Linked DNA regions of Mus musculus: region 2 is linked to region 1. A link is a loop called in an ENCODE intact Hi-C map of the cell type or tissue named here. Cell type or tissue: heart. All regions are shown on one strand. Each heading gives the region's core, and the rest is flanking DNA. Links, peaks and the distances in the headings are about the cores only.

What was found. A loop is a pair of places that touch in the nucleus more often than their neighbours do. Peaks named below come from ENCODE experiments on the same cell type or tissue, not always from the same donor. Only the 100,000 strongest peaks of a DNase experiment are listed, where the experiment ranks them.
Region 2: it touches region 1 in a loop (2.8-fold over the local background); 1 of 42 quality-filtered maps calls a loop at or near these places.

What each region holds. Positions count from the first base shown.
Region 1 is chr12:103,430,855-103,436,927 of GRCm38, forward strand. It overlaps Ifi27 (interferon, alpha-inducible protein 27), which reads left to right and starts at 3,335. Exons shown (of 6, transcript NM_194067.2): 1 at 3,335-3,496; 2 at 4,568-4,719; 3 at 5,709-5,828. The coding sequence starts at 4,602. It also overlaps a transcript of Ifi27l2a not described here. In heart, for the core only: no CTCF peak of the experiment used is centred there; a DNase peak (open chromatin) is centred at 3,367.
Region 2 is chr12:103,529,229-103,535,301 of GRCm38, forward strand. Ppp4r4 (protein phosphatase 4, regulatory subunit 4) reads left to right here and starts at 3,337. Exons shown (of 25, transcript NM_028980.3): 1 at 3,337-3,514; 2 at 4,843-4,916. The coding sequence starts at 3,392. In heart, for the core only: no CTCF peak of the experiment used is centred there; DNase peaks (open chromatin) are centred at 3,023 and 3,613; H3K4me3 peaks cover 1,643 bases; H3K27ac peaks cover 1,070 bases; H3K27me3 peaks cover 1,073 bases.

The DNA.
Region 1 (6,073 bases), core at 611-5,610:
TTAACCAATGGCCTAACTCCACCCCCACACAACCCCAGGTTTTGGTGATTGAATATTTGATCCTTTTTTTTAATGTCAACGTGGTATAGGCTAGAGAGATGGCCCAGCAGTTCAGAGTATTGGCTGTTCTTCTAGACGACCTGGGTTCACTTGCCAGCACCCACAAGGCAGCTTACAACCAACTGTAGTTCCAGCTCTGGGGGATCCAATGGCAAGCTCTGGTCTTCATGGGTACCAGACATACTGGTGGTACACAGACATACATATACGCAAAATACCTCTACATATAAAATGAATAAATGAGGTGTTTTTTTTTTATGTTAACCTGCTAGTCTCTCATATCTTCAGATCTTTGGATAAAAGGTGGCTTACAGATTGAAATCCTGTCCCTACTCATTGGCTTTTGTAGTGAGAGGCGTATGAAACTCTGGTGCTCTCCTTACAAAATTCCTCTCTTTCTTCCCAGTGCTGAGGATGAACCCTGTAGTGGCTATTCCTGGCTGTCAACTTGACTCTATCTGGAGTGAACTACAATCCAGAATTGGAAGGCTCACCTGTGATCCTAATCTGGAGGCTGGGAGATACAAGTTTCTGACCTGGATCTTGGCATGGAGATCTTGAGGCATAGTGGCTATGAATTCCAGAAGATTAAGACATGGACATCTCTGAGTTCAAGGTCATCTGGGACAAAGCGTGATCCAGGCATGGTGGCACACACTTTTAATCTGGACCATACCTTCTGCTGGAGACCTACATAAGGACAGTGGAAGAAGGAAGATTTACTCTCTCTCTCTCTCTCCTTCACCTGCTTGCCTTGTGGGACTGAGCAACTGCTAGATCCTTGGACTTCCATTCACAGACCCTGCTGACCACTGTTGGGAGTTGGACTCCAGACTGTAAGTCACCAACAAATTCCCTTACTATATAGAGACTACCCATAAGTTCTGTGATTCTAGAGAACCCTGACTAATACAAACTCTGTCCATGCAAGGTAAGCAATCTACCACTAAGACACATCACTAACCTTTGGCTGTCTGATATATGGCCCTGCGATTAAAGCCAGGTTGCCCTTGACCTCTACAACTTCAGGCTACACATTGACAAGCACTGGAATATCTGGGATACATGACCATGCCCACTGCTCCTTCTAACTGTCCAATCAAATACATCAGGCCAGGCATGGTGATGCACACTTTTAATCTCAGCATTCAGGAGGCAGAGGCAGGTGGATCTCTATGATTCAGAGACCAGTCTGGTCTACACAGTGAGTCCCAGTACAGAAGAGAAACAAAAGACAAAACCAAACCAAAAATAAAGAGAGAAAGAGAGAGAGAGAGAGAGAGAGAGAGAGAGAGAGAGAGAGAGAGAGAGAGAAAGACACAAATCCAAATAATCTAATGATTAGCAAAATAATACTACAGAAAAACTCTTCTAGGTTGGGGATGCATCTCAATGGTAGAATGCTTGCCTAGTGTACACAGAGCCTTGGATTTTGTCCTCATTATGGAAGAAACCAGGCATGGTGATATATGCATATAATCCAGCACTCTCCCAAGCAGAAGATTCAAGGTCATCCTTAGAGGCACGCTTAGTGTAAGGCTAGCCTTAGCTAAAATTCACTTATTCTATCAAATTTTACAACATTTATTGTTGACATAACCCTCCTAAGGGCTAAAGTTCTGTTTTAAGTTTAAAGAACTGTGCTTTAGAGATATATACTATATATTATATGTGATATCAAATAATCCTGTCATCTTATAAGCCCCACTTGCCCAAGGTCAGACAACTTCCTGGAAGGTCTGGGGTTGATATGTATGGAAGACAACAAGCCACTGGTGTTTTCACTTCAGTAAACAATACTGGTTGCCCTAACTGCACAGGCCGTGCTTGATTGAAGTTAGGCAGGAAGTACATAGACAGAAAAGAAGTCTGGATGTGTGCTTCCCATGAGTGGATGTACGCTTGCCCCTGATTGAATGTATGCTTGCCTCTGATTGGGTGGAAGTGAGACGGACAAAGCTCTTTGCCTTTATTGTACTTTTTGAATATTCTGTAGTTATAGCAATTATATGCCTTCCCAGTGAGAAAAACATCCACACACTTGAGGATTAGAAAAGAGAAGGTGGGATGGAGAGTTGGCTCAGTAGTCAAAAGCACTTCTTGTTGCACAGGATGCCCATGGCTCTCACCGCCTCTTCCAACACCAAGCACAGTGTGGTGCACAGATATATACACCCAGACACGATACTCATGCACATAAAAGAGTAAAAATAAATATACATTTTTTTTAAGGAAAAGGCTTCCTACTAGGCCTACAACTAGTAGTTGTGGTAACAGTGACAATAATAGGCTCTGGCTAATGTACAAAGATAACTGGACACAAGATTTTACTAACTTATTTACACCATAGGCTTAGCATTCGGCAGGAACTGTCACCCTTCGGTCTCTTTCAGTCCCAGCCCCAGGGTACACTTTGAATATTTAACCAGAGACAGGAGACTGAAAGTCAGGCAGCTTGGACAGATGGGAGATTTATACAGCAAAGGTATTGCCGGAATTATTTTTAATTTCACCAGTGTTGTTCCTTTTGAATGTTTGCAACCCAGGTCTATCTTGCCTGCATGCAGAATTCAGCCTTTCTTAATAAGAGGTTAGGGGGTTTGATGGCAGACTAGGACTTAAAGGTGGCTGTGACCTTGAGGTGCTCTCTTGAGTTGCCCTTTAGAGCCTGTTCTTTGATATGGGGAGGGAACAAAGGTCTGATTATGAGTCAAGGTTGTTGCCCGTTGTTACAGGAACGGAGCCAGATTTGGGTTCATTCTTGGTGAACAACAGCAAAAACCTTCTCAGCCACCCTAAACTTCAATCATGGTACAAAATTTTATTTTCTACAGTGTATAAGAAACCCAGTGATATTTCACTTTCATTCCTTTCATATTGGAGACATTCCAGTTTGTGTAATTTAATATTAAATTCGACTTCGTGCAACTTAATATTTTCTAAGTGACATTATTAATAAATGTTTACAACCTCAATTTTATTACTTCAAGTTTCTCCCACAGCACTGTCACTGGAAGGAAAAAAACCCACTGGCAAACGTGTTATATTTTACAATACTTTGTAAACCGATTAACACTCAGAACCCTCAGTAAAAGAATAGTGAATTTTTCTTCCCAGCCAAAACAGCAGTGGGAATGGAAATTTTTCTCATTGGCTGCCTTCCATCACTGAGTGTTTCTTCAATCTGAGTGGATTTGTCGGGCCTGGAGAGAGCTGGGGAAATAGAAACCTATCTTATTGGCTGTCTTCAGTCACGGGGTGTATCTTCAACTAGAGTGGATTTGTCGGGCCTGGAGAGAGCTGGGGAAATCGAAACTTATTTCAGCAGCTGTCTTCAGTCACTGGGTGTGTCTTCCTGCACAGTGGACTTGACGGGCCTGGAGGGAGGAGAGGAAATTGAAACCTATCTCATCCTCTAGTTTATTTACATCATTGGGTATGTCTTCTTTGACCACAGTAGAGTTTTCCACTCTGAAATGAACTGGGTTTTCCAGAAACGAATCCAAGATCCAGCTGTTGGTAGTAGTGGGGGTGGGGATGTCAGTTGGGGTCTTCAGGAAATCTTCAGTGGGTAGGTCCAGAACAGAGACCCTACTCAGATGCCCCTAGGCCTAGGAGGCAAAAGTCCTCAGAGGCTGAAGGGAAGCCAATGTACAGGCTCTCTCAGAAGCCGTCTAGTTCTTGAAAAGGCACCTATCTATAAAGGTAATGGGTTATTTTTCCTAAGCTGGCGCAATGAGATAATTCAAGTCAGATTAATTCTATATAGGCAGATTTATCAGGAAGCTGCTCTCAGGCAAGATCACTGGCCACAAGGACCAAGTTCAGGGACCTCATTATGGTGATAGGAGGATGAGACAGAGACATGTGCATGCACCAAGAGAGAACAGAAGTCCAGGAAGAGACAGTTAGACACCAGCATGTCTGGACCATTTAGGGAAGAGGCCTGGGCTTATGGCAGCCCAGCCTTTGGGCTGGACAGTTCAAGGGTTGGGCCAGGGTATGCCAGGGAGGGACTGAGGGATGCTGGGAGAACCTGGAGGCCAGGTCTGGAACCTGGAGGTCAGGTCTGCTTTGACATGTCAAATATGCACCTCAGTCTCTTGTCCTTGGGTCTGAAACCAAATAGTGGGTGTGTTCCAAGAAGGAAGGGACCCCAGGCCCTATTAGTCTCTGAAGGCTAGAGGTTGGTGAAGTGAGCTATAAGGGTTAAGAGTAATGTAGTCAGCCTGCCACTTGTAAGCAGCTGGACCAGGCTGGTTTGGTGCCTAAGGTCTTTGCTATGGAGCCTTCTGGCCTGGAGTGAATCACTTGCACTGTCTAAAATGGCTCCTTAATCCCTACAAGAAGCAGGATCTCAGACCCTAGGGCTGGGGCCAAGCCCAGTGTGGCCACCAATTCTGAGCAGCCTCTCTCTCCAGCCGGGAGCCATTCAGTGTTTGCAGGTTCGTTGGTGGAATCCAGCTCTTGGTCTCCAATCTCATCAAAACTCCAATTCACTCCATAGATTCGGTTCCTGTTTGGAAACTTAACTGGTCCTCATGGCGTTTTCGGGCACAGGGACACTGGTGGCTTCCATTGTCTCCAAGATGACATCTTCAGCAGCCATGGTCAAAGCTGGAGGGGCAGTCTCTGGCACCATTCTAGCTGGTTCGAAGGGTGAGTGCCCATGGAAGAATGGAGAGTGGGCTGGGGGGTGGGGCTGGGGACAGCTATGGAGCATGTAGCATCCTGACCTCAGAGCTGCCCACTGTCTCACATCCCACATAGTCTTGACTCTGAAAAATACCTGAGGGAGCCAAGACTAGTGTAATGAGGCTGGGTCTGAGTCCCTAGAAACTCAGACCTACCTGCTTCACAGGGTCGTCCTCTGGAACTTTGGTCCCTGGGGTCTGGAGCTGGGTCCTCCCATCTCTTCTCACTGACTCACCAACAAGGTTCATCTTTTGTGGAACTGTCAGTCCTGCTGGCTGTACAAGCCGTGGTATGGACTTAAATAAAGTTAGCTCCTTCCTCCAGCTTGTGAAGGCCTCTCTGATTTTATTTATTTAATTCCCTTGCACGAATCTTCTTTCTCAGCCCCCAATTTCCAGCCTGCTGTGGAGATTTTCTTTATCATTTGCCTGACTGAAGAGGGCAATGGATAACATTCTCAATGGATAGCATTAGGGCACCCCGTTACTTTTCTCACACTTAGAAATGAGGCTCTTAAAAACCCACCCTAAGCCGGGCAGTGGTGGTGCACACCTTTAATCCCAGCACTCGGGAGGCAGAGGCAGGCAGATTTCTGAGTTCGAGGCCAGCCTGGTCTACAAAGTGAGTTCCAGGACAGCCAGGGCTACACAGAGAAACCCTGTCTCAGAAAAAAACCAAAAAAAAAAAAAAAAAAAAAAAAAAAGCAAACGAACAAACAAACAAACCCAAGAACTAACCAAACCAACCAAACAAACAAAAAAACCCACCCTAGAAGAAGATAAAAAAAATCAGCCCTTCTAAATCTATACAGAATCTTTGTGTAGCTTCTTTTTCTTTCTGTCACCCAGGGCAGACACTCTCAGCCCCCCACAGCAGTCTTTTCATGATGGTTTGAGTCCCTTCATGAGGGATACATTTCTGACCCCTCTCTGATCTGTGATTTTACCCTCCAGGGCTCATCCTGTTAACACAGAGTGCCCTGGGCTCTGCAACATCTGCACTTGGAGCACTGAAGGTTGGCACCATTTTATCTGGGTTCTCTGCCTCCACCTTGGCTGCTTCCCCCATTGGAGGTAACTGGCCCTGCATGTCCATCCCACACTCCTGCTTGGGACCCAGGTCTACATGGAGAACAATGACAAGCCACCTCTCTCATTCCTTTGTGCTTATCAGGGATTCAGAGGGATAGGAAATTTATCAGAGGAGGTAACTTAAGATCAGTAGAATGTTAGTGAATAGAACTTTATTGCATGCATTCACATCTTAATTGCTAGCCTATTACATTGGTTAGTTCATTGAGTTTTTCTAATGACCTCAG
Region 2 (6,073 bases), core at 630-5,629, 98 kb after region 1:
CAGGACCCAGCAGTTTCTCTCTGAAGGAGAATCTACAAGGGGCAGACTTATCTAATGTCCACCCTAGTGCTGTCTATTCATTTTTGAGGACTTGATGATAGTGTTGGGCATATAACTTGTGGTGGTTTGAATAGGTTTGGTTCCCATAGACACAGTGCTTTATTGCTTAGTTACAAGGAGTGGCACTCATAGGAGGTATGGCCTTGATAGTTTAAGTGTGGCCTTGTTAGAGGAAGTATATCACTCTAGGGGCAGACTTTGATGTCTCCTATGTTCAAGCTACACCCAGTGTGGTACAGTCAGTCTCCTTCTGCTGCCCATTGATCAAGTTGTGGAACTCTCAGCTCCTTCTCCAGCACCATATCTGCCTGCCTGCCACCACGTTTCCCATCATGTTGATAATGGACTAAACCTCTGAAATTGTAAACCAGCCCCAGGTAAGTGTCTTCCTTTCTAAGAGTTGCCATGGTCATGGTGTCTTGTCACAACAATAAAACCCTAACTAAGACAGAAGTAGAGTTGGTCAGTAGCAGGATTAATGCCTTACTACTGGTGTACAGAGCCACATGACAAGTTATGCTATCTGGAAATATCAGAAACAAGTTAGGACCTCCGGCAACCCACCCTTTCTGTGGTTGAGAGGTAAGCAGTGTCCTGTCACAAGTTCTTACCATGATGGCCTACCACAGCTGTAGTCACAGCAATTGAGTCAAGTGACTATGAACATAAACCTGAGGATCATGAGCCAGTTGAGTCTTTCTTCCTTTACACGGATTCTGTCTAATATTTTGGCAGAGTGATGGGAAACTAATACAACTTAAACTTGAGATATTAAGCTGAGGAAAAATTAAGCGACAGGATGGGTTCTTACCACTCATCTTTTAGTAAAAGCAGACACAGAAACCAAAACCATTTGATTTATTTTGAGATATGTACATATACGGGGGCATATTTTAAACCTAAGAGAGTGTGTCTGTGAGTGTGAGAGTGCGCCCCCAGCTAGCTGAGGAAATTTGGGAGTACACAGCAGTTTGGCAGCAGCTAGGCACTGGGTCAGAGAGAGTGATTTTGGAGCTCTGAAGAGACAAGAGCCAGCCTTGGTGGGAGAGGCATTGGCAAGGGGAAACACTCGGTGTTTGTCCCGGGCTATGTACCTCAGCCTGGGAACAGACCGAGACTGCCAGCCGGTGCCAAGCCAGCAATAGTGTGGATTATTTTTTTTTTTAATAATTTCACACAACAGAAGAGTGTGGAATAAGAGGCAGGCCCACGCTGATTGGCAGGAGGTGGGGAAGCATGGACAGCATAACTTACTCCTCTCCCTTCTGTCCCTCTGTGTATGTCCCTGTGTGTGTGTGTGTGTGTGTGTGTGTGTGTGTGTGTGTGTGTATGTGTGTGTGTGTGTGTATACAAGCAATTGAAAGGAAAGGCCATGACTGCTACTAAGTATGGTGGAAGAGAAAGTTTATGCTAGATCTGTAGCAGAGCATAGCCAGAGGCAGGGACCTCTGGGAGAATCCAGAGTGAACATGACCAGATGGAGCTGTGCCATGTGAGCAGGGGGAAGGGCTGGGAGAAGGGGCAGAGGGAACCAGGTGCAGCGGCCAGGTCAAAGGTACAAATAGGGCGAGTAACCAAGATGTCTGGGTTATATGGGGAAGAGCCTCTGGGGGGAAGGGCAGGCAGCCCCTGGGCTGGGGAGTTCAGGGTAGAGGGCAGAGTGTGCTAGCCATACCCTCTAACAGGCAGGGAATGAGGGATGCTAGGAGAACCTGGAGACCAGGTCCGATTGGATGTATCAAATAGGCACCTTGGCCCTTTGTCCTGGCTTTGAGAGCTAATGGTTTGTTTCATGAAGAAGCCAGAGGAAGCTATCCAGTGTCTTGCCCTGCTTTTCTCCGTCATGGTAGGGTCTCTCATGGAAGTGGAAGGCAGATTGCAAGCTCTTGGGGTCCTTTTGTCTTCAGCCCCCACGTGTGGGGGTTACAGGCTCATGCTGGCTTTTTAAAAATTATTATTATTAAATGTGGGTGCTAGGATCTGAATTCATTTCTTTAGAACTGCCCAGCAAGTGTTCTTACTCTTTGAGACATCATGTGTGTGGTGTGTGTGTGTGCATGCCTGTAAGATGGAGTGAGTGTGGAGGTCATTGGACAACTTGTAAGACTCAGTCCCTTCTTTCACTGTGTCCAATGGATGGAACTGAGTGTCAGGTGTGGCACTTTTACCTATGTAAATGGCTGTGCACGTCTGCGTATTGTCAGGCGGTCAAAAGAGGGCCCTGGAATTGGACTTTCAGGGGTTTACTAGTCCCTACAGTAGCGCTAGGTATAGAAACTGTGTCTTCTGGAAGAGGAGCCAGTGTTTTTAACAACTGGGTCATCTCTCCAACCCTTCCCTGTCTTATTTTGACTAGAACCAAATGTAAGCGAGTTGAATCAATGTGCTCCCCTAGAGCAAGAGCAAGGTAGTGCTCCACCGAGGTCTTACACATCTCTTTCTACCCACTGTGCTAAGCACTACCTCCCAGTTCTCTAAGAAGAGCTGCACTCATCATGGCCCAAGTTTTATCCGAAAGGGCTGGCTGTAACCTCTCTTAGTAAATCCTTATTGATTTTTCAGGATTCAGTATAGGTCTTTTTTTTTTTTTTTTTTTTTTTTAAAGAAGGCATTTTGGGACATTTTCCTTCTTCCAACGTCAGGACTGCAGAACTGTATTCGCATATACCTGTCTCCTATCCTCAGGCACACACTAGGCACTAAACCAGCTTGATTTGGCCACTCGAGGGTCCCTAGGCCGGGAGTTGAGTTAGCAGGGGCTTGTCTACACCAGAAGCAGGCCAGCAGAGCAGCCACCAAATAACCAGAAAGTCACTCTCACAGGTGCAGAGGAGCCCAGCACACTGCACACTTCCCCCGCTTCACTCTCATTGGCTCAGCCTGCCCGCGCCCATTTCCCGCCCCCGGCCCGCCTCCTGGCCGCCTGGGGACGCGGAGAGCTCTGCGCACGCGCCGAGGGGCGGGGCTCGCCCCATAAGGGTGGGGCGGGGGCCCAGGGAGCCGGACCAGGGAGCGTCGTTGCGCGGCAGTTGCGTCCTACCTCGCGCGCAGACCCCGGGCGGGGGCGGGGCCGAGGCGGCCGCTGAGGCGGCTCCCTGTTCTGGTCCCGCCCCCTCCACCCGCCCCGCCCCCTCCACCCGCCCCGCCCCCTCGGTGCGCTGCTCTCCGGCTCCCGCCGCGCTCGTGTTCTCGTCGCCTGCGGCCTCTTGCTCTGCTTCCCCGCGGCCGAGAGCGGGACCAGAGAGTCCTTCTGGTGGGCGGCGCGGGGCTGCGCGCGTCCGGCATCCCGGGGCCGCTCGGGCGGGCCGGCGAGGGAGCCCCTCGGCGGTCCATGCATCCGCCGCCGCCCGACGCCGGCGTCGCGATGGATTTCGGGCAGAACAGCCTGTTTGGCTACATGGAGGACCTGCAGGAGCTCACCATCATCGAGAGGCCGGTCCGCCGGAGCCTCAAGGTGCGCGGGACCGAGAGACGCTCCCCTCAGGGCTGCCCGCCGTCCGACTGCCCCTCGGCGCTCCAGCGCCAGTCGCCCTGTCACCGCAGCCGCTTCAGAGCTTCATTCCCTGCCGCAGCCAAGGGTCGGCCTGTCCCTGACCCCTGACTGGAACCAGTCCCTTACCCTGGCTAGAGCTAGCCCTGCCTCCTGACTGAGGCTAGTCCCTTCCTCTGACTGGAGCCGGCTGGGTCCCTTGACTACGGCCAGCCCAGTCTCCGAACTGAAATCAACCTGCCCCTGACTAACTGGAATCAGCCGGGCCCCCCCGACTTGGTCCCCCGACTGCGGCCAGCCCTGCGCCCCACCCGGCTCCGGCCTCCCCCAGGAACGGCCAAGCCGCTGTTCTCGGGGCCAGCCTCCGCAGCCAGCTCCTCAGCCCGTGGTGCTGTCCCAGGTTCTGGTCGCTGGCCCATCCTGGGTTTCACACAGCCCTAGTTCCATCTCTCGCCCGGACGTCTCAGGTCCCATCCTTTCACGGTCCTACCCCCACCTCTGCATAAGATCAAGCTTGGGTCTCCCCGTGCAGCATGGCCTCCTTCACCTTCCAAGGAGAGGCACCCTTCCCAGAGTCGCCCTAGTTTAGGGTTTGAAAGCTTCTCCTCAACCCTTGCCTCCCATCCTGAGTCACCATGCATCCTTTTCCTCCCAGGTCCTCCAGGACTGTAGGCGGGACCCTGCTCCCCAGCCCCCTTGAGGGGAGTCAACCTTCTGTTTCCCCCCCTACCTCGCTCCCCAACCCCGCAGAGTCATCTTTCCAGCCTTGTGGGGTTTCAACCCTCATCCTCACAGATGACAAACCTAGTTTATGGGCCCCTTCCCTACCCTTCTTGCCAGTTCTTCATTACCTTTCTAGAGCCTTTGATTTTCTTTCCGTCTGAGTTCATTCGGTTCCCAACAGGAGCTACAAAGCTTGTCCTTTCTGTTTTATTCAACTCCCCTTTAAAGCATTTCCCAGTGTGGAAAATGTTGTAGCGGCTTGGGGTACTGCGTTGAAGACAAAAAAATATGTGAATATATAGGTAAATATGTTCACATGTGGTATGTATGTGTAATGAAGTTGATTCCATTGAGGTCCTACAGTCTATAAGGCAGAAGAGTACAGATAGTCCCCCCTCTCAGCACTCAACTGGAGATCTGTGTTTAATATGGTGTAGAACAATCCTCAGATTCCAGATTAGTTGTCATTGCTATAATTGTGAATTTTTACCAATAGGGTCTTCAAGGGTCTTTGGGAGCCAACAGTGACCAAATGTTTGTGTGCCTAATTTGCATTTTATCCTTGACAGACACCAGAAGAAATAGAAAGACTGACTGTTGATGAAGATCTCAGTGATATTGACAGGGCTGTTTATCTGCTCAGGTAGGTCTCACTCTTTCTTGCAAATTGCTGCCCTTTGCCTGTTGGGCAAACATGAGCTGTTTCTGAAATGTCATGTCTCAGTTGCTGAGGGTGTTCAGACGGACTGTTCCCCTTGAACAGGGTACTTTTTTGCATGCATCACAATTATGTTATGAATTATGTTAGGTTTGGGCTTATGGATCTGAGAACTGGAATCAAATAACATATCTAATTTAAAGAACACTGCCTGGAGGAGGAACTGCAGAGCAGCTAATGGTTTGAATTGAATCACATCCTTTTGAAATTACTTTCCAAGTATGCTCATGCACGAGTCAGTAAGCATAGATAAGATTTAAAGGTACCCAGTGATTAAAATTTTAAGTTTATTGTAGAGAATGGATATTGTATGCAATACTATATAGAAAAATTCAAAAACATGAATTTTTGCTCAGAATATAGTTTATTATTACTTTTGTAATGTGAGCTTTATATTGCTTGCAAGTTTCTTTTTTTCTTTTTTTTTTTAAATTAAGTTGACTCTACTCTCTAAGTTTCAGACCATCTCGTGGGCTCTACAGAATAGCTTGAGACAAGTGGTTATGTTGTCGCTATATATGCTTCTGATGATTCTACATTACTTCAGTCACAAAGGTCTCCATTTGGGTGCTGGGCGCGGGGGTGGGGTGGGGATTACAGTACATTGCTAGAATCAACTTATATTATGCAGATATGTATAAACACAGTAATACAAATGATTTGAATAATTTTAAAGGGTAAATATATTGATGAAAAGTCTTCAGAAATAGAAAATCTTCTAGGCGTTTGTATATATTTAAGAATTATTTTCACCTGTGTGTGTGTGTGTATGTATATAATTTTCTTTTCTTTTGGGAAATTAGTCTTTGTGATCGCTGTTTAGAATCAGGGTTTGAAGACTGGTGCTACCTCCTATAAAGTCCGTCTCCTTTGTTTAGGTCTGCCTTACTAGCTTCAGCTGCTGTCTATCTTCTTATTCTGTTCTTGATTATAGATTATAGATCATATTTCCAGTCCCATGGTATTCATTGAATGATTATATAAAGAATTCCTTAAGATTCTTCCCCCTCTTCCTCAGATTCAGGGCCTTGTCTGTGTTACACAAAGTGTTTACCACAGAACTGCACCCTCAGCCTCTCTTC